Linked DNA regions of Homo sapiens: region 1 is linked to region 2. Evidence: chromatin contacts called from ENCODE Hi-C or POLR2A ChIA-PET data. All regions are on one chromosome and are shown on one strand. Each heading gives the region's core, a stretch centred on a gene start or an enhancer-like site at or near the end of the contact. The rest is flanking DNA. Distances are from core to core; before and after follow the strand shown. Region 1 overlaps NLK (nemo like kinase). Region 2 overlaps LINC01992 (long intergenic non-protein coding RNA 1992).

Region 1 (7,196 bases), core at 4,393-6,892, 110 kb before region 2:
CTACAAAAAGTTTAAAATCTATGCATATTTCCAAATTCATTATCTCACTTGTAAATACACATACACAAAACTTCCCTTAATTGAATCTTTAAGACCTTAAATATGTATTGACTATGTGAAGCAGCTCTTTGTAAATTTGCATGTATTTATATATAAACACACAAATATATATGGATGAATACAACTTTCAAACAAAAACTTTCACACTGCAAAAGCTCCAAAGTTCAGAAAAAAGGGTAAAGCACAATCTTAGAAAGTTTGAGTGCAAAAAGATTTTAAATCATGGTAAAAATGCATGTAATGCATAATATCAATGGTGGCTGGCTTATGGAACTTCTGCTATACTTCCAGAGAACAATCTACAGGACTCATTCTTGTTACTCTCAGATAGCATATTATGCTATACAAAGTTGCAAGAAACAGACTAGGAATCACATATAACAAAACTTCCCTCCACTCCACCATTCCTCAACTTTTTATTTTTATTTATTTATTTATTTTGCCATTTTTCTCCCTCAGAAGAATGAAAGGAAATATATAGGAAGGGATAATTACTACCAAAAGGTTGTTAAAAGGTTGTTAGAAATTGCAGAGTTGCTCCACATGAATGCTTTATAGCAGAAAGACAGACATAAGAGCCACCTGCAAACCATTTACTCTTTCCATATACCTTTACTGGGCATCTAACTAGCCATCACTAGGTACTACATATATAAAGAGGAATAAGACAAAGCTGATGCCCCCCTGAAGTAAACTTCTGTCCCATGGGAGAAACTACAAAGAAAAAAATGCAAGCCAGACTCTATAATAAATGAACTTTTATTCATTAGGCTTTCTAAGTCTGCCAAATTTCTTTTGCAACCTCATCACATCCCTCAGAACTCTGAATATCCCAAATCCATGAAATATTTCTAGCTGAGGGGGGTAAAAACTTTTTTTTTTTTTTTTTGAGATGGAGTCTCAGTCTGTTGCCAGGCTGGAAGTGCAGTGGTGTGATCTCGGCTCACTGCAACATCTGCCTCCCGGGTTCAAGTGATTCTCCTGCCTCAGCCTCCCGCATAGCTGGGACTACAGGCATGCACCACCATGTCCAGCTAATTTTTGTATTTTTAGTAGAGACAGAGTTTTACCATGTTGCCCAGGATAGTCTCGATCTCCTGACCTCATGATCCACCTGCCTCAGCCTCCCGAAGTGCTGGGATTACAGGTGTGAGCCACCGCACCTGGCCAAAAACTTTTTTCTACTTTAACATAAGTCAACAATATCCAAAAAATGTTTGATTAAAGCAATTACTGTCAGCAGATCACTTAAAAAGATTAGTTAATATAAGCTTTTCTATCTTAATAAAAATATACCTCAAATAATCCAAAAGTGAGAGGGCTGGAAAAGAGGAACATAAAAACAAAATGCAGGCAACAATAGAAAACAACAACAACAAAATGGTAAACCCAAACCTCACTATACATCACTAATTACATTAAAGATTAATAAACCAAAATTCCAATTAAAAGGCAGAGGCTATCATAATGGACAAAGAAACAATACCCAATCATATGCTGTCTATAAGTGATACACTTTAAACAAAAGATACAGATAGGTTAAAAGTAAATAAATGAAAAAGAATATAGCATGTAAGCATAAGGCAGCTAAAATGGTTATATTAGAATCAGATAAAATAAATCTCAAGATAAAATTTATACAAGAAATAGAGACATTTTATACCTATATAAGGACAATTTATCAGGGAAACATAGCAATTGTAAAAGTGCATGTACACTGGGTCCCTAGCCAATAGGGAAAAAAATAAGTAAACAAGTAAATAAATAAATGGCATATGAATGAGAAAGGAAAAACTCAAAACGTCCTGACTGACAGATGATAAAATCATACATGCAGTAAATCCTAAGAAACATACAAAGAGCTACTAGAACTAATAAATGAAAGCAGCAAAGTTCCAGGGTATGAGGTCAATCTACAAAACTCAACTGCATCTCTACATACTAGCTTTGAATAATTAGAAGATAAAGATGAATAAAAACCCCAACTCTGTTTACAAAAGAAGCACACACAAAAAAAATACTCACAAATAAATTTAATGAAAGATGTGCAAGACTTGTACACTGAGAAATACAAAACATTGCAAAGAGAAATTGGTGACAACCTAAATAAAGAGAAATATACCATGCCCATGGATTCATGTTCATGGCTTAAAAGACTTACTGTTCAAATGGCAAACCTCCCAAAATTATCTTTAGATTCTATGCAATTCCAATCAAAATCCTGCAGGCTTTTTTGAAGAAAGCAACAGCTGATTAAAAAATTTGTATGTAAAGACAAAGGACCTAGAATAGGTAAAACAAATTTGAAGAACAATGTTGAATGATTTATACTACTTGATTTCAACATTATAAAGCTACAGAAATCAATATGTGGTGGTACTGGCATAATGATAGACATAGAGGTCAATAAAACAGAACACAAAGTCCAAAAACAGACCTATGCTTATATGTCAAGTAATTTTCAACAAAGGCCAAGGTAATTCAACAGAACAAAAGATAGCTTTTTAAACCAATGGTGATGGAATAATAGGATATCCACATGGAGAAAAATGACTCATGACCTTTACTCTCACACTATACACAACTTCAACGTTGGCCAGATTTCTATTATTAAAAGAAAAATAATTCATCGTTTCTACCCTCTTTTACCCCACCTTGGACATATAAGGCTACCCTTTCAGGACTAAATTTAAAAGGTAAAACTGATTAAACTTTCAGGGAAAAAAGTCATTTGGATAAAATGTTTGCGACTTTGGGTTAGGTAAAGATTTCTAGAACACAAAGATGCAAAAACTATGAAAGTAAAAAAATAGATGAAATGAACTTCATAAGATAAAAACATTTTGCTCTTCAAAATACACTGTTAAGAAAATGAAAAGGCAAGCCACCAAATGGGAGACACTATTTTAAAACACCTACATGACAAAGGGCTTGTATCCAGAATAAATAATCCAATTAAAACTGAGGGAAGGTCTCCACACTTTATGCAGATGGCTAATAAGCTCATAAAAGTATGCTCAACAATCACTAGTCAGAAAAATGCAAATTAAAACCACAGTAAGATTCTACTACACAGCCACTGGTATGGCTGAAGTTTTAAAAGACTGACATATTTAGCACTAATCATACTATATTGTAATTATGGCCAAGTTTCTCTATTCCAATAAAACATGAGCTCGTGGTTTTAAAAAAGTCTGAAAATAATAAGTGGTCATGAGGATTTGGAGAAAATCCTCATTTGCTGGTATGAATGCAAAGTGTACAGACACTTTGGAAAGCAGTATGGTGGTATCTTATAAAGTTAAATATATACTTACCATGTGAATTAGAAATTCCATTCCTAAGTATTTACCCAAGAGCAATGTAAAAAGAGCTATGTAATGTAAAATGTAAAATCTAAAATGAGCAATGTAAAAGAGCAATGTAAAAAAGAGGTATTTACCCAAGAGCTATGTAAAAACTTGCACACAAATGTTCACAATTGTGTGATTCATAAAAGCCAAAACTTTGGCACAATCCAGATGCTAATCAAGTGATGAACACACAAATAAATGTTGGTACATCCATAGCAAAGAACACAACTCAATAATATAAAACAAATGAAATATTAATAAAACATGGATGGATCTCAAAACATTATGCTAAGTAAAAAAAAGTCAAGGCCGGGCGCGGTGGCTCACGCCTGTAATCCCAGCACTTTGGGAGGCCGAGGCGGGTGGATCATGAGGTCAGGAGATCGAGACCATCCTGGCTAACAAGGTGAAACCCCGTCTCTACTAAAAATACAAAAAATTAGCCGGGCGCGGTGGCGGGCGCCTGTAGTCCCAGCTACTCGGGAGGCTGAGGCAGGAGAATGGCGTGAACCCGGGAAGCGGAGCTTGCAGTGAGCCGAGATTGCGCCACTGCAGTCCGCAGTCCGGCCTGGGCGACAGAGCAAGACTCCGTCTCAAAAAAAAAAAAAAAAAAAAAGTCAAACACAAAAGACTATTTACAATATGACTCCATTTATTTGAAAATATAAATGTCTACAAAATGACTTTTGTCAAGACAAAACTATAGTGACAGAAACTAGACCAATGGTTGCCTGGGGCTGCAGATGAGAGGGGACCAGTTGCAAAGAAACAGGAAGAAACTTTTTAGGGTGAAAGACCTGTTCAACGTTCTGATTGTGGTGGGGGTTCCGTGATCGTATATAATTACCAAAATAAAACTGTACTGTGTACAAAATTCACAGATAGGTGAATTTTGTTGTATGTAAACAAAATCTTAATTTTAAAAAAGGAACACAAAATCAGAAAACAAAAGAAATAGTACTCCACTGCACTAATAAAAGAAACAAAATTGAAACTGAGATATTATTTTTTTCTCATAGACTTGGCAAGAATTACACTAGTGATGAAAGGTGTTAATTAGTACATTTCTGGAGAGTATTTTGGCGTTGTATTATCGAAACCCTTAAAAAATGGGTGGACCTTTTTGTCCCAAAATTCTACTTCTGGAAATGTTTACTACAGAAACAATCAGACAAAATAAGCCTGTACAAGAATGGTAATGAAAGCCAGGCACGGTGGCTCACACCTGTAATCCCAGCACTTTGGGAAGCAGAGGTAGGTGAATCACCTGAGGTCGGGAGTTCAAGACCAGCCTGACCAACATGCAGAAACCCCGTCTCTACTAAAAATAAAAAATTAGCCGAGCGTCGTGGCGCATGTCTGTAATCGCAGCTACTCAGGAGGCTAAGGCAGGAAAATCACTTGAACCCGGGAGGCGGAGGGTGTGGTGAGCCGAGATGGCGCCATTGCACTCCAGCCTGGGCAACAAGAGCAAAAATCCATCTCAAAAAAAAAAAAAAAAAAAAAAAAGAATGGTAATGAAAAACTTTTCATAGTTGTGAAAAATAACTGGGAAAAAACTTGTATGCCCAACAATAGGTGATTGGTTAAATAATGAAATATCCATCCAATTAAAATGATGTGGCCAATAATATACATGCACCCTTATTGATGAATAAAGACGTACTCAATGTCAGTTTTCTTCCCCTTTCCTGAATTTTATGCTGGTACCTTTGACAAAAATGTTTACTTTCTACTTGGAAGAGTTATAGTACAAATAAGTGAGTAATAACTATCATAACAGATTTCTATTATTAGAAGAAAAATAATTCATAATTTCTACTCTCTTTTACTCCACCTTGGGTATATGAGGCTACCCGTTCTGCCTAATTCTTATGACAATTTTTTAAACAATTACCTTTGGACTTCAATCATTGTTATCACAAAAGATCTAACATGAGCAACTATATCATTTCAAGAGAGCTGATTCACAAATTGAATCAGTTATTTTAATTGTTTACTTACAGTTTGCCCTGTGGTAGATAAAGAAGTAACAGAAGGTTCTAGTGTACACTTCGTAGGTTTATATTATCTGGGTCTCAGTTCCCTTATCTATAAAAAGAAAAGGGCACAGTGCTGGATCTGGTTATTTGTAGTTCTAAGGAAGATTAATCTATTAATAACCAGTCGACACCTTAAAAAATTACAGAAGTGGCAAATGCAAAGTGCCAAGAAACAAACTTTTGTCAACTAGGTTACCCTGTAAACATTCACTTAAAGAAAAAAATGAAAAGGAACAGGATCCTTATTAAAGCTTGGTGAATTTAAACCCACACTGTAACGTAAAATGGAAATTCAATTTGTCAAGGAGACTAACAAAGGCAGGAATCACAACTGAAAAGTGATATATCCTCAATGGTTTCCTAGTTGCTAAAACTTAGAGTCAATCATCTTAATTGAAGACACTGAAAATGTACAAGTATCTGTCATTATAATCATATCAACAGTAGGTAAGATGCCTTATACTACTATAACAACTATAGGTAATTTCAAACAGAAAAAAAGCAATATACTTTAAATTATTTAGGGTAAATAATTTATTGTGCCTGCTTTAAAATAACGTTTCCCAATCCAACTAGGTTCAGATATTCAAACTGAGTAAGGATAATTTATTTATAAAACTGAAATACAACTTGGGTTCACAAGGACCATGCCTAACCAATTTTTCCTGCAACTCAGCATTATGTAATTCAAAGAAGAGAATAAATATATGTAAGTTTGACTGCAGAAAAAGGAAATTTGAATTTTACTTGTATAATGCCAAGTCAAAGAAACCAAGTTAAATACAGATATCCACACAAGAAATGAAACTCATTTATTAAACCTTCTTAATAAAAGTAACAATTACAGTTAGAAGCATGGCCAATTCTTAATAACATTAGTATAATTTAAAAATTTCTATAATCAAAAAGTAAGTATTTTGTTATTTGAACATTTTTTAATGTTGCCTTCAGAGGTTATACAATAAAAATAACTTATAATATGCATCTTGTACCTTGGTGTCTCATTTTTAAGTTATATCCCAAACAAAACTGAAATATAAGCAAATGGCTCAAGCAAAGTTTCATTAGATGGAAAAAGAATAAAACTTACTCTCATTAAGTCTGGCTAGAGGTGGTGGTGATGGGATGTTGTACTGTAACATAAATGACACAGCTGGATAACACAAAGCATGAAAACAAGGGAAAGGCTCCATCCTATCACTGTTTAGACCCTTCAGTGTCCCACTTATGCATGCTACAAGGCAACTACTGGAAGAAGAATACACCTCTTATTTTCGAGCAGAAAGGAAGCAATTCTCTATCTGCCAGTAGTAAGGGATTTCTTCTTAAACTGTTTCTCTGACACCAGTGATTTGTAACAGTAGATTTTTATTAGGGACTTATTTATTGAAGAAAATTAAGATGTTGAAAAATTCTTTTTCCTGTTCTCTCTGCTGTTTGGAAATAGATGGGGGAGTGGGAAACTAGAGAAGTGTCTTCAATATGCACAAGGGCTTTGATTAATTTACAGCAATGACCCATTGAAAGTTTCCCTTTTGATGCCCAGGTGTCAGGATTCCAATATTAAAGTTCCCATAATCTTCTCCAACCAAATGCAAATTGTTGACAGACATTTTCTCCTCCTTCAATATTCCTTCAATTATAGCCCCTTAGGACTAGATATCTGAGACTATATTGTAGGAGGATAAAAAAAATTACAAGAACACTTCATTTTTGAAAACTCAAGTCTATACCACTGAGT
Region 2 (6,290 bases), core at 1,498-3,997:
GACTTGGTTTCCAGTTCTTTCTCCAGCCAATGACTTGCCACAGAGCCTCAGTTACTTATTTTGGCCTTGGCGTCTTCGGATTTTCCTAGGTGATCAGCAGAGATGCTTTTAGAGCCACATGGCAAAGTTTTGACAGGTTTTTTTTTTTTCCATGAGACATAGTCTCACTCTGTCACCCACGGTGGAGTGCAGTGGCGTGATCTCTGCTCACTGCAATCTCTGCCTCCCGGGTTCAAGCAATTCTCCTGCCTCAGCCTCCTGAGTAGCTGGGATTACAGGTGTGTGCCACCAAGCCTGGCTAATTTTTATATTTTTAGTAGAGACAAGGTTTCACTCTGTTGGCCAGGCTGGTCTCGAACTCCTGTCCTCAAGTGATCCACCCACCTCAGGCTCCCAAAGTGCTGGGATTATAGGCATGAGTCACCATGCTTGGCCTGGCTTTTTTATTTCTACATTTTCAGAACCCAAACTGGTGCTGCCTGACACATGGTAGGCACGCAGCACAAGTTTGTGGTGTGCATGAATAAATGAACCAGTGACCATTCAGCTATGGAGGAGACTCATAGTACCTGTAGCCCTGACCCTTAGGCATTCCTTTCCTTGGTCTTAAAAGGGTCCCTTACTCTGTACCTGATGTCATCAGCCAGGACAAAGGACGCAACTTTGGCACAGATATCTTCTGCTTAAGGGAAGCCCATTGTGTGAACACTTACAGGAATGTTAAATTATGATGATAGTGGTTCTTTGAAATGCACATCTGTGAGGAAAGATAAGCAAGACCTCACCATAAAGTACTCACAGGCGTGGGCAGGGCCTGGGGAACACTGTTAAGAGTGCAAACAATAAAGAGCTGTCACAAAAGACAGAAAATGGTTTCTTACAGTCATAATTATGCTTAAAAAAAGACAAACTGACATTTTGGTACATTTCCTTCTAGATGTCCTTCTTTGCGTATTTTTTTTTTGTAGAGATCGTAACGCATACATATTTGAATCCTGCTATTTTTATTCCACGTAACATAAACTTTTGCCCACGTTGTTATAAACTCTTTAGCGACATCAGTTTAATTATTGAATAATACTCCATTTATGGATGTACCATAGTTTATGTAACCACTCCCTCATTGCTAAGCATTTAGTTTCCAATTTCTCCCCATTATAATCAAGGTACTCTGCTCAGAAGATCTTTGTGCATTAAACTTTTTCCATTTTTTTAGATTATTTCATAAAGATAGGTGATCAGGAGTCAAATGCTCGGTCTCCGGGAGTGATAGTCTTAAGATTCTTTTCTTAAAAATTTTTTTTAAATAGAAAAATTTTTATTTTTAAGATTCTTGAGAATATATTATTGTTAATTTGAGAAATGTTCTCATTGTTCTTCAGAATCCAGGCTCTGTGTTCAGACAAGTGGTGTGCAAACGCTTGTTCTGGCATTTACAGTATGGACTTGGCCACCTTGGTTGACCTTCCTAAGTCTCAGTTCCTTAGCTATCAATTGAGGATTATGACTGCACCCTCCTCATGGGACTGTTGTGAAGATGAACAAATAAGACAGCAAAGCTCAGTGCTTGGCACAGAGTGTGCTCCCCACATATTAGCTAGTACTAATTTGCTTATCTTTGGTTATCAATGAGGAAGGGCCTTTTCACTTCTGCCTATTGTCTGTTTCTGTGTGTGTATGTGTGTCTAAATTAAGATATATGGTTTTAAGGTGAAAAATGAAATCATAAGGGACTATTTATTAGGTCAATTAGCAGGCATATAGCTCTTTTTCCCCCCTTTTAGAAAGGGTGCTGCCCAGGCTGGCCTTGAATGCCTCAGCTCAAGCGATCAGCCCCCTAAGTAGCTGAGACTACAGGTGCACACCACCGTGTCTGGCAAATATAGCTCTTTCTCAGGGTTCATCTAACCTCAAAGAAGAGCAGATACTAGTGCTGTACAGTTTCTACCCAGCATTTCTCCTTTGGGCTAGTTTTGGAATCTATCATAAGACTTATCTTTCTCTTTTAATGTTTAAGACTAACTACATTCTTAAGTATGATTTTTATTGTGTGAAGAGAACCTGTGGGAATACATTGCCAATTGTGGAACAAATTCAGAGACAGAACTAGATTTGATTTCCAGAAATCTGTAGTACTGCCGACCTCTCTAAGAGCACATTTCTCAGCAAAGCAAGAACTCCCAGGGCAAGAATCCTGTCCGCTGGGGACAGCTTTAGCCCCTTAGGAGCACGGAGCAGTCCAAGCAGCCGCTGCAACTTCCCCTCCCACTGACGGCATCTATAAATCCATTTCCTGTCTTGTAATTATGTCTCATGTGGTAATTAGCCCCTTTATATAAATGAAGCCAAATTTCCTTGTGTAATGGACTGAAGCCCAAGTGTATGCGAGGAGTTGAAATGCCGCTTTGGCAGGAGGGGGGCCTCTGAGATCTCCTTGGGGGCAGGGAGGAGAGCCCTCTGTGTGAGGAGTCTACACTGTGCCAGGCGCTGTGCTGGTACTTTGCATGCACCATTCCATACCCTCCTCACACTGATCCTTCCTTCCGGGCACCTTTGCCTTTGCTTTTATTGTCCAAGGCCAGCTTCTGTGCACTCTTCAGGTAGAAAATCAAAACCATCAGTGGTACTTAGATGAACACGTGACTCTACATGCCAAAGGCTCTGCGGGGTACAAGGAAGGAAGTGCTGTAGGAACCAGCCAAGGACAGCACCCCTGAAGCCTTGTTCCTTCCTGGAATTTCACGTGGCCCACTGACCCTTCACAGCCCTGAATGTGCACAGGCACGTGTGGAGCCAGCATCAGGGTGGGGCTTCAGGATGCCAGGAGCCCAGAAACCAGCGCAGGCACCCAGCTGTGGGAGGAACATTTGAAATATTGCTGTAGCCCTTGGGAGGACAAGACAGGGACACAGGGGCAGAGACAAGGATGGAGGGGGCGGTTGGAAGAGGTGGGTGCAGGCTTATGCCCTTGAAAAGGGAATTTGGGACAGTGAAGAACGAGGCCACATGTCCCTTTACCCCATCTCCCTCTATCTTCTTTCTTTTTTCCTTTCACTCTTCTCAGGCATCTCCTTCCGATAATCAGGCTGCATTTGCCGGCAGCCGGGGGGGGGGGGGGGTGCGGGGGGGAGGTGTGTGTGTGGAATTCACGGTCTTTTAGCTTGGACAGAGAATTAGAGGGGGCAGTGAACACAAATTGTCAGGAAGGCTAAGAAAAGAGTACGGAGGACATTGGATTAGCCTTGAATCTTTGAGCAGGCTACTTAGATGCTGCTAAGTCCCTTGGGGTCCTGATGTCTAAAATGGGGATAATAATTGATGTCTTGAACACCTCACTGGACTGAGGAGGAAGTGGAATAGACTCGATTTTGATTCAAGGGAATGTCTGAGTATATACTGGTTTTTCAGGGATGTGCCTGGGGAAATACGTATAAATGCATGTTTATATGTAAGTATGCGCACATTGCCCATTCCACATACACATGGTCAACTGAATGTATGTTTTTTTTGTCTTTTAGGAATTTAAAACCACCACATATAATAATAAGTACTTACTACTCATTAACCACTTACTCTATGCTAGACCCTATCTCAGCTCTGTACATATATTTCTTATTTAATTCCCTAAATCCTATGAGGTAGGTATTATTAGCCCCATTTTACAGAAGATAAAACTGAGGCACCAGATTAGGATGATCACTCAAAGCTATGGACCTAGTAAGTGTTAGAGCTGGAACTTGAAACAGGCCTGAATTTCCTAATCTTTTGTCTTAATTGCTATGTTGTTTCTAATAATCTGGGCTTTTCTTTACATCTATAGGCAAACATTTTTGGACTCAGACTCAGATACCATTGCCCCAAGGCGGACTCCCACTTTCTCATCTCCAAGTGGCTCTGATACAAAGTGATCTAATGCTTAAAATGAGAAAGGCTTTGAGGGTGTGCCGTGACTTTCATCTCTGCAGAGCCCCAGGATGTTTCTCCAGCCCCCTTCTCAATATGCAGGGAAGAGAAGCCTTAGACGGGCTTCAGGCTCAGGACAGCAGTGTCAGGGGCTCTGCGTAGGGGGTGTCCCTTCTAGAAAATGGCTCTGGGATGGCTGCTTGTGGACAGGATCCTGCTGCCTGTCTCTCTTTCCTGCCTAGTGAAAGCTCTGGGCCCCTGTGCCTTCTCCTTTACCTGCTTCTTTCTTCCTGAACTGGTGCCCTCTGTTTCTAATTACATGGAATTCTAGAGGGGTTCACTACAAGTCCAGCTTCCGTGCGAGCAAAAGACCCTTCTCCATTTTTGCCAGCAAGTTGGCAAGAGCTGTAGGGTAGGAGTGATGCGGTGGGCTCTAGAGCCATGGGTTCAAATCTTGGCCCTTGGCTATGTCACTCAATTTCTCAGGCCTTCCTTTTCCTCCTCCTTTTTTTTTTTTTTTTTTAAAGAAGGGGGCTATAACACCCATATTATAAGATTATTGCTGGTATTAAATTAATACATAGAAAGAACTTGGGACAGTGCTTTATTAAGTGCTCAGTAGCTCTCATTTTTACCCCATGTCAGATACTTCACTAGGTGCTGCATGGACACAATTCTCATTTAGATCTCACAACACCCCAGTTAAGTAGATGGAAATAAGATCTCCATTCTGCAGATGAGGAAACCAAGGCTAATGGAAGTTAGGGTCACATAGCAAGTAAGTAAGAGAGCTAGAATTCAACCAGGGCTGCCTGACTTCAAGGCTTATTCTCTTAATCTCTTTATCACACTTCAGGTCTCTCAAAGGCCTCCTTGTAAAGAAATTCCCACATATCTTTCTTATCTTTTTCTGGGACTTCCTAAATAAAACCCCTGGAGTCCAAGGGTAGCTGCAGCTATCTCAGGTCACATGATGAAAGGTGGGGGCAGTGTGGTGCTGGGTGACCTTGTGGTGAGCTGAACCCTATGATTGCCAGAGTCCGCCCCAACATGAATGCTGGGGACTAAACTGACTGGTAAGGAGTTCCCGTCCTCCTGGGGTGTCTGGCAGAATCAAGATGAGGTCTGAAGGGTCTTCAAGGAGTGAGAGCAGACAGGGTAAAAATAAACTTTCACATTAATCCATTATCCTAATGATCGTCCTAAAGATAAGCTTGATCAGATATGAGCATTGCTGAGATTGATTTGCCTAAAATAAGGATCTCATTTGCATTTTTCTGATTTTCCCCTACTTCATTTAGCCATATTAAAAGACAGCTGCAGCTCTCACCAAGGACAAACATTTGAAAGACATGGATATTGCCTACATGTATTTATGGTGCTTAGGATCCTCCCTACCCGCCTGTGTGTGCTATAATCTCTTTGATAGAGGAGAGGAGGGCAGATTCAGGAACCTCAAGGTGATAGCTCTGGCTTTCCTTTGATCACATTTTAAAACTTACATATTGGTAGAACCAAAGACTCTGCCTGGGTGGAAAGGATTGAAGAAGACCCCAATAATCTAGAGTCTAAATTAGAAAATTTAATTTCGCATATCTCTTTCATTAATTATTCATATCAGCCCTAAGAGATAGCTGGGGCAGGCATTTTTATTCCCATTTTACAGATGAGGAAACTGAGCTCCAGTGAGGTTAAGGTATACACCTTAGGCTATATGCCTTGCCAGTAGTGTCTAAGATCTCTTGACTCCGATGCCTGGGCCACAAACCTTCTGACTTCTAGGCCAGGGTTCTCTGCTAGTGGACCTAGATGCCTGGTAACAGCTCTGGGAAGAACCACTTGTCTCAGAGGGAAAGACTCGATCCTGGTCTTACAGGCAAGACCACACCTTTCATCAATTTGACCTCCAAAGGTTGTTTCATGGAGCAGACAAGGCCAGTGAAAATATCCATGAGCTGATGAGAAATGTTTGTGTGTGCTTCTTGGCAGAGCTGACCATGGACAATAAAAACCCATAAGGCCATTGCTGCTAAGCTTCAGAGAGATCCCACTGATCCTTTTGCTATCTTTGGCCTGAGGGCTAGTCAGGTGGACTACCTTTTGAGCGGGAAGAACTTGGAACGTGGGATCAGAGTCATGGATTGAGTCCTGGCTTTGCATTAATGTCAGCTGGTGTTTATAAAGGTGCCTTCTGTGAATAATTTATTATGTTATTTAATGTAGTACATTAGTATTTAAATACATTATTTAATACATTTATCTAGTACATTATTTCACTTAATACCACAGCACTCCTATGAGGTGATACTAATGTCATTGTCCCCATTCCATGGATAGGAAAAGAAATTCATAGACATAGAAGGTAAATAACTTACCCAAGCTACTCA

Evidence for each region. A loop is a pair of places that touch in the nucleus more often than their neighbours do. ChIA-PET counts read pairs that join two places held with the same protein, here RNA polymerase II (POLR2A). Pooled maps may share reads with other maps.
Region 1: a loop to region 2 is called in a pooled map, with 2.7 times the contacts of the local background. The contact joins two enhancer-like sites. A Hi-C loop is called at or near these places in 1 of 50 pooled maps. POLR2A ChIA-PET finds 5 or more read pairs at or near these places in 3 of 52 experiments (OCI-LY7, WTC11 and activated CD4-positive, alpha-beta T cell).

What each region holds. Positions count from the first base shown.
Region 1 is chr17:28,096,402-28,103,597 of GRCh38, reverse strand. The region is part of intron 1 of NLK (nemo like kinase); the gene reads right to left. Among named protein-coding and RNA genes, the nearest start is that of NLK, 57 kb to the right of the region's middle. Within about 2 kb of position 5,642, at least 2 of the 41 ENCODE cell types and tissues checked have a DNase peak (open chromatin) inside an H3K27ac peak, as active enhancers do.
Region 2 is chr17:27,981,460-27,987,749 of GRCh38, reverse strand. All of the region lies in intron 2 of LINC01992 (long intergenic non-protein coding RNA 1992), which reads left to right. Among named protein-coding and RNA genes, the nearest start is that of LINC01992, 7.1 kb to the left of the region's middle. RefSeq lists a cis regulatory region at 424-980. Within about 2 kb of position 2,747, at least 6 of the 41 ENCODE cell types and tissues checked have a DNase peak (open chromatin) inside an H3K27ac peak, as active enhancers do.